2 separate regions of the Homo sapiens genome follow, and region 1 is linked to region 2. Evidence: chromatin contacts called from ENCODE Hi-C or POLR2A ChIA-PET data. All regions are on one chromosome and are shown on one strand. Each heading gives the region's core, a stretch centred on a gene start or an enhancer-like site at or near the end of the contact. The rest is flanking DNA. Distances are from core to core; before and after follow the strand shown. Region 1 overlaps DIPK2B (divergent protein kinase domain 2B). Region 2 holds the start of DUSP21 (dual specificity phosphatase 21).

The links. A loop is a pair of places that touch in the nucleus more often than their neighbours do. ChIA-PET counts read pairs that join two places held with the same protein, here RNA polymerase II (POLR2A). Pooled maps may share reads with other maps.
Region 1: a map with no recorded cell type shows a loop between it and region 2 (2.5-fold over the local background). The contact joins the enhancer-like site here to the promoter of DUSP21 in region 2. A Hi-C loop is called at or near these places in 1 of 37 single-sample maps with no recorded cell type and 1 of 50 pooled maps. POLR2A ChIA-PET finds 5 or more read pairs at or near these places in 2 of 52 experiments (BJ and MCF 10A).

Annotation. Positions count from the first base shown.
Region 1 is chrX:45,185,685-45,189,940 of GRCh38, forward strand. The region is part of intron 2 of DIPK2B (divergent protein kinase domain 2B); the gene reads right to left. Among named protein-coding and RNA genes, the nearest start is that of DIPK2B, 13 kb to the right of the region's middle. Within about 2 kb of position 1,752, at least 13 of the 41 ENCODE cell types and tissues checked have a DNase peak (open chromatin) inside an H3K27ac peak, as active enhancers do.
Region 2 is chrX:44,842,717-44,846,997 of GRCh38, forward strand. It overlaps DUSP21 (dual specificity phosphatase 21), which reads left to right and starts at 1,305. Exons shown (of 1, transcript NM_022076.4): 1 at 1,305-2,172. The coding sequence starts at 1,417. The coding sequence ends at 1,989.

The sequences.
Region 1 (4,256 bases), core at 502-3,001, 340 kb after region 2:
CTCTGTTGCCCAGGCTGGAGTGCAGTGGCGCAGTCTCGGCTCACTGCAACCTCCGCCTCCTGGGTTCACACCATTCTCCTGCCTCAGCCTCCCGAGTAGCTGAGACTACAGGTGCCTGCCACCACGCCTGGCTAATTTTTTGTATTTTTAGTAGAGACAGAGTTTCACCATGTTAGCCAGGATGGTCTCGATCTCCTGACCTCGTGATCCGCCCGCCTCGGCCTCCCAAAGTGCTGGGATTACAGGCGTGAGCCACCGCGCCCGGCCGACTGTCTCATTTTCATTCGTGAGCTCCATCAAGAATAATTTAGGGGTAATTTGAGTGGGCACAGTGGGTGATTATTAGTCCCTTTTCTATGAGACTGTGACACAATGGAATTTGGAAATGAGCAGGTTAGTCTCTGACCCATTCCAAGTAACCTCTTTGCCACAAATGTTGAGATAGCAAAGTTTTCATGGTTGTAATCTTAAATAAATTAGATGATTCAAAATCTTAGTTGTTTCAACTCTGAACATTTCCAATTCCATGACTGGAAGGAGAAAATGGGCTGAGAGGGGACTTATCTATTCCATAATGTCTGTCCAGTTGGTTCCCCAAACTCCCACGGGCAACAAACACAGCACTCTGAATACCTCCCAAGGGTCACAGGAACGGGGTCTCATGATTTCAGTGTTGATGTACCTCTGAAGGGGCTCTGTTCCTCCAAGACCATTCAGCCAGAGGATGTGCGCTGATATCCAGGGAATATTGCCTTGTGTGATACTGTGGAGGCATTCTTAGCTGCTTAAATTTCCTTTTCCACTAATAGTCATTTCATCTTTGACTCCAATGTTAGATGTGTGTGAAAATAATACAGCCACCAGTCAGCCTATTTTTTCTTTTTCAGCACCAATATAGTCATGTTCTTTGTTAAAACAAACAAACAAACAAGCAAATGGAAATTTTTTGAAGCATCCTTGACCTAGTAGCCTGTGAGGCATTAAAATATTTACAGTCTGAAAACCAGCTGTGAATCCAACATAAAATTTTCATTTTCATTAAAACACTTTATCACAGGGTGTCTTGTATCAGAACGAATCGAATATGGTCTATCTCCCTCACTGGGGTGTCATCTCCCAGAGTGCAAAGACCTTGTCTTGATACCCTTATGCCCTCCTAGCGCCTAGCACAGGTCCTATAACCATCCCTTACATATTTTTGAGTTACATTTAAACAAAAGTGAATTTCACTTGTTTACTAGTTCATCGGAACCCACATTTAGATTATATAATGAACATGCATTTTGGTTAATTTGCTGATTTCCCTTATTCTATGCATTTTAAAAAATAATGGAAACATAGGAAGTAAAATAGCCAATCATCCTCGTTTAAACAAAGCTGACTGAACACTCTGTACTGCCATCTAGTGGGGGGAAAGGCTCTGCGGCCATCTAGTGTATTCCCGTTTGGAGGAACACACTGCTTAGAACAATGTCAGATCGGATCGTAGTTGAGGGGATGGGAGCGGGACACAGTGGAGGATATGTGTTTTCCCCTGATTAGCCTCCAGCTGCCTAGGGTGGTTGCCTCTTTGCCCTTGGCATAAAAGCAGAGGAAGCCTTCTTTGTGGTTTTGTGAACAAGCACCTTATCATAAACTCTGAGCAGTGTTCTTGGCTGTGTTTCTGTTTGTGGGCTAGTAATTTAGGCTGTGGGATATTCCCATCAGAACAATGCAGCTTTTAGAGGAGAAAAGTCACGATGTTATTAGCATAAGTGCTACACATGCTCGAGGGCGCGCGCGCGCACACACACACACACACACACACACACACACACACACACTGCATCGTTTCACTTTCTTCCTAATTCTTGGTCCTGTCGTCTTCCTTAGCAGCCCTGCCGTAGCTGTACTGCACTGTGGCTCAAGATGCAGTGTCCTTAAATACAAAGCTGCATTTGGCCCTGCAGGAGGGGAGCCCGGGACTCCCTGGCTCAGCCTCTGATGATGACTGCTGGGGCTTTTCATCCAACTTGACTTTATTTATTCATAAGCAGGGCTGACAGTCAAAGTTCTGAGGCCCCTGAACCGGCCAGATCCCTCCTCCCTTTCGTTTACTTTTATTTCTTTGATTTTTTTTCTCCTCTCATCTCTGCCTTGTCAGTTCTCTGAAAAGAGCCCGTGAGCTCCTTGTGGCATCTTTTTCTTCCCCTAAACACACAGCAACACACACAAGCAGATATGCACAATTGAAGGCTCTGGCTTAGATCCCAGTTGGAAAACGGCTCTTGAGGAAATCAGAGAAAAGCCACTTCAGTCACACACAGAGAGAATCCCAGGATACTGGCCTGACAGGTAGGCTGAGCCGACACTGGGCCATTTGGTGTGAGTTGAAGAATGAGGCAAATCTCCCAACCACGCATCCTATAATAGCTCCCCAGTTGGCTCTTGAAACTCCCATATAAATACAGAAAGATCATGATTTCCAAACAAGAAATTAGGACTCATGTCTGATGGGTTATCAGAAAAACGGGGTGGAGCTGTTTGGCCAAATCTGGGATGAATGATCACTCAGAGGTTTCATCTCTTATTCCAGCTGAGATCAAAGACAGAGGCTGCTAACTTAGAACACTATTGAGAAGAATTCTGGGGCCACATCTGGGTTTAGTAGGGGAAGAATGCAAGAATATATTAGGAAGAGCTGAGATAGTCATGCATGAACTAGTGAAAGCATCGCAATATTGGCTTTACATGCAAATGGCTTCTTAGAGGGCTAACAGTGAAATGCCATTAGCTGTTAACTTCCCGGCACAAATTAAATTATGACATTAGCTGCCCATCACAAGGCTCTAAGTGAATGGGTCACAGAATAGGGGAAGTTGTTTCTATGGCTTATTCTTTTTAAAATTGAAGTAAAATTCATATAACATAAAATTAACCATTTAAACCATTTTAAATTATACAATTCAGTGGCTTTTCATACATTCAGAAGACTGTGCAACCATCACCACTATCTAATTCCAGAATCATTTCATCACTCCAGAAAGAAATCCTGTACCCATTAAACAGTCACTCCCAATTCTCCCCTCCCCTCAGCCCTTGGCAACCACTGATTTCCTCTCTGTCTCTATGGATTTGCCTATTCTGGACATTGCCTATAAATTGAATCATATGTGTCTTTTTGTGTTTGGCTTTTTTTTTCACTGAGCACAATGTTTTCAAGGTTTACCTATGTTGTAGTATGTATCAGCACTTAATTCCTTTTTATGGCTGAATAATATTCCACTGTATGGATAGAATATATTTTGTTTATCCATTCATTGGTTGACGAACAACATTTGGGTTGTTTCTACCTTTTGGCTATTATGAATAGTGCTGCTATGAGCATTCATATACAAGTTTTTTTAAAAAAATAGATTTTGTCTCACCATGGTCCCCAGGCTCATCTTGAACCCCTGGCCTCAAGCAATCCTCCTGCCTCAGCCTCCCAAAGTGCTTGGATTATGGGCGTGAGCCACTATGTCCATCCCACATAGAAGTTTTTGTTTGAACACTTGTTTTCAATTCTCTTGGGTGAATAGGCGAGGGTATTTTTTGGCCACCTTTGGTGAAGACAGATCCATTTGAAACTGATAGGTGAGTTTTGCTACAAAGAAAAGAGCAGGTGTGGCTGGGCATGGTGGCTCATGCCTGTAATCCCAGCACTTTGGGAGGCCGAGGTGGGCGGATCACCTGAGGTCAGGAGTTTGAGACCAGCCTGGCCAATATGGTGAAACTCTGTCTCTACTAAAAATACAAAAATTACCCGGGTGTGGTGGCGGCACCTGTAATCCCAGCTACTCAGGAGGCTGAGACAGAAGAGTCACTTGAACCTGGGAGGCAGAGGTTGCACTGAGCCGAGATGGCGCCACTGCACTCCAGCCGGGGTGACAAGAGTGAAACTCTGTCTCAACAAACAAACAAACAAACAAAGCAGGTGCTTGGGTGCAGCCTGGATGAGGCATGAAAGTGAGAAAGAGTGTGGCAGAACACCCTGGGCCCGCTGTGGAATCCTAAGGGCAAAGGGTCTCTGGAAAGGAGGTGAGGAGAGATAGAGAAGATGGTGCCAAAATAAGATAGTAATGACCTTGAGCTTAATGGCTAGGAGAATGGGTTGGTGCAGAATTTACAAAATGGCTGCTAATATTTCCTTTTTTATAAGGAAGGGAAAAATCTATGGTGGAGATGAAAAGGTGGGTTAGGGGAGGGCCAAAGTAAAGTAAAAATTTTTCTGGTTT
Region 2 (4,281 bases), core at 55-2,554:
TCTATTTCATCTTTGTTCGTAATCACAGCACACCTTTGAACACATACCAAAATGATGATGGAATGAGAGCAAAGTATGTGAGTCAATTGGCTACTCTGTGAAACAATTTGTTAGTTTTAGGCTATAGTTCTTTTCAATTTTCAGCCAAATTCTATAAAAATCTTAGCTGGAAGGAAATGCAAATGTCAGGTTACATTTTAGAAATTAATTTTTGGGCTGAGTGCTGTGGCTCGTGCATGTAATCCCAGCACTTTGGGAGGCCGAGGCCGGTGGATCACCTGAGGTCAGGAGTTTGAGACCAGCCTGGCCAACATGGTGAAATCCTGTCTCTACTAAAAATACAAGAATTCGCCAGGTGTGGTGGTGCGTTCCTGTAATCCCAGCTACTCGGTAGGCTAAGGCACAAGAATCACTTGAACCCAGGAAGCAGAGGCCTGGGACTCTCCAGCCTGGGTGACAGAGCAAAACTGTCTCAATTTTTGGCCCAATTACCATGTAGCATTAACTTGTTTCAGAATGTTTAATATTACTGGGAAGACAGCATCGGTAGTGGTCAAAGTGATTTGTAGTTCACAAAGCATGTAGGCATTTTTTTTTGAAGAAAGTAAACAAAATAATTTGAACTGTTGTTTCAGGTAATAAAATAGACTCATGCGGTAAGTCATTTGAGCTGTATGTACAAATGGACTATGACACAGCTAAATTAGTCACAACTGTCCACCACAGGCCAACTTCAAGATAAAGGGCTATATATCAGTTAGCAATGCTCTCTTACAACCAGCCCTGATGTGTTTGTAAGCAGGAAAATAATTTTATGGTTACAATCAACAAAGAAGTATCAGGCCAGTCCACCAAGCCCAGCCAAATCCCATATCTCGCTCCAGTTTTATAGAGATTAGCATATCACATGAGCCAAATGCTGTTCCCCAACTTAGAATGTGATATTGCTATTTTGCAGGGAAAGTGTAAGCCCTGTTCTGCAACACTGATGAAATAGAAGTATTCATAGATCTTGTTTAACGTGGTCCAATAATTGAAACATAAAATAGATATCTTGTAACAGAACATTTTTAAAAGTCAAGAAAGATAAGAATTAGGCCTTGGAAAATAAATGACTATGAAGAAAGATAAAAAGAAAAGAGACTGGGGTGTCTCTGAAGACCCTGCTTAGAGGCCCTGTCCTCCTTGCGGCAAGCGGCCATTGCCATGGAAACCGGAGCCGCAGGGCTATCTGTCCGGGATTGTGACGCCCAGATGGGAGTGGTGAGAGGAGACAGAAAGAGGGTGGTGGCCGATAGCTGGTCCTCTTTCTCCAACACCTAGCCTGAGACTTGGCGGCGCGGCTGCTATCCTGAACTAGCTTGGTAAGTGTTGTGTCCCGAACCAGCGTAGAGAGACCTCGGACCAGCCGCCTTGATGACAGCATCCGCGTCCTCCTTTTCATCATCTCAGGGTGTCCAGCAGCCCTCCATCTACAGCTTCTCCCAAATAACCAGAAGCTTGTTTCTCAGCAATGGTGTGGCCGCCAACGACAAACTCCTTCTGTCCAGCAATCGCATCACCGCCATTGTCAATGCCTCGGTGGAAGTGGTCAACGTATTCTTCGAGGGCATTCAGTACATAAAGGTGCCTGTTACCGATGCTCGTGACTCGCGTCTCTACGACTTTTTTGACCCCATTGCTGATCTTATCCACACCATCGATATGAGGCAGGGCCGTACGCTGCTGCACTGCATGGCTGGAGTGAGCCGTTCCGCCTCACTGTGCCTTGCGTACCTCATGAAATACCACTCCATGTCGCTGCTGGACGCCCATACATGGACCAAGTCGCGCCGCCCCATCATCCGGCCCAACAACGGCTTTTGGGAACAGCTCATCAATTACGAATTCAAGCTGTTTAATAACAACACCGTGCGCATGATCAACTCGCCGGTAGGTAACATCCCTGACATCTATGAGAAGGACCTACGTATGATGATATCAATGTAAGCCATCCCGGCCAGCCCCTGACATCTGCCATCGATCTTGCACCAAGACTGAACTTGAACACTGACATTTTGTTAGTAAAGAAAACCGGATGGTGCCTTGTTAAAGGGCAAGAAAAAAGGGAGGGGGTTGGAGTTTTGAACGTAGTAAGCCTTACCTTAATAGAATTAAATTCATGAAACATAAGATAGTGAAAATATTTTTTATATTGTGAGGTCAAGCTATTGGGGCCTGGCTGGAACCAGGGTGGGGCAAGTAATGCTCAGCTCACATAGACCTGCCAGCAGCACCCAATACATGTGGCAGACCTGGAATCCTGAGCCCTGCCAGAGGCTGACTAACCCAGGAGTGAATCCCCTAGAATCTCACCCGGTTCTTTCCAACCCAAAGTCAAAGCCTTAGACATCTTGGCATCCCTTGCACTTCTCCCAGTAAGTGCCAACCTAGTGGATAAGTGGCTTTCATTCAAGCTGTGCTCCAGGAGCTCTGGAGGAGTCTCAGGCTACCCTTGCCCACCTTCAATCACAGTGGCCCATCTCTGGTTTTCTAGATCGGATTTATACATTAGTTAAAAAAAAAAAAACTAGTTTTTTAAAAGACCATTCCACTCCATAAAGTTTAAAAATATTGTATTTTTTTGACTGCTGTACTTGATGGCAAGTTCTCAAGGTGTCTTTGGTGATCTCCCACCGGCCTTTGTGAAAAGGGACATAGTCCTTTTCCCAGGGCATATACTGAGAGAGAACAGGCCTGACACCAGGCCTCAGGGGTTCCTCTCATGAGCCTTGGCTTAAGAGGCTGGAGCTGCTGGCCATGACCCAGCCCTGTCACCTCTAACATCTCCTTTCATTGTGACCTTGGTCCTCTCAGAGCTTCACTTTCCTCACCTGTCAAAGCAACTGTCTCCCATAGAGTTGTTGTGAGGACTGGGTTCCTTAGCATAGTACCTGGCACATGAATGGTTTCATGCTTGGAGTAAAAGGCAATGATACTCTTTGACCCTGGTTTGAGGTCAGCACACTCATCCTCATAATGGCATTTCCCCCATCTGTGCACAGTCCTTTGTTATTTACAAAATGTTCTTCCAAAAAATCTAAAAACAAATGGCTTAAGGTCCTTTTGGACCTTACCTTAGAATGGGCCTAGATTCGGGCATGGTGGCTGGCACCTGTAGTCCCAGCTACTCGGGAGGCTGAGGCAAGAGAAGCACTTGAACCCGGAAGGTGGAGGTTGCAGTGAGCCAAGAGCACGCCATTGCACTCCAGCCTTGGGTGACAGAGCGAGACTCCGTCTCAAAAAAGAAAAAACAAAGCGGAGGGGGCCTAGATTTAGAGCCTTTATAGAGGTCCCATTGTGTTTAATCCATGTGCATCCAAGGGGTCGTGTAGAAGCACAATTTCTGCTTCCCTGAAACACTTGTTTAGAGTCACTAACCGTGAGAGCCAGCACCCTGGTTTTGCTCATTACCAGGATGCATGGGGGCATTCACCGAAGGGATGAACAAGTGACCCCCAACATATAGGCCCTGGAATCCAGGATCATTCTAACTCCCTGGATACCTGGGCTCTGGCTTGTGTTCAGTTATTCTAATCCAGAGGTTTTTAGACCAAAAAAAAAAAAAAAAAGAGAGAGAGAGAGAGAGACAAAAGTACAACTGCTCCATTTGAAGAAGACCTGTGTGTCCACAGCCCAGTGACGTCCAAATGTTTTCTCTCTCCAAACACATCGAGACACCACCACTGCCACAAAGGGAGTGCCTAGGGTGCAGTATGGGGGCAAGGGGGATAAAATCACTGCTCCAGGCAGATCCACTACTTTTACAGATGGAAAAACAGGCCCACAGAATGCAAGAGTTGGTGTGGCAGAGCCCCGACAAAGCAGCCTTTCTGGCAGCGACCCAGATGGAAACTTTCTTTTAAAGTATTTTTTAGAAGAAAATTATTTGGGTGTGTGTGTGTGTGTGTGCATGTGTGTTCATTTTTAAAAATATCTAAATTAACATACCATGAAATTACTCTTTGTGGATAAACAGTTCCACGAGTTTTAACACATGCATAGATTTAGGTAACCATCACCATAATCCCAAAATTTCCCTCATGCTTCCCCTTTCTAATTAAACCATCAAACCACCCCAACCTCTGGCAAACACTGATGTGTTTTCCTTCCCTATAGGTTTGCCTTTTTTTTTTTTTTTTTTTTTGAGACAGAGTCTCGCACTGTCGCCTGGGCTGGAGTGCAGTGGCGCAATCTCGGCTCACTGCAACCTCCGCCTCCCGGGTTCAAGCGATTCTCCTG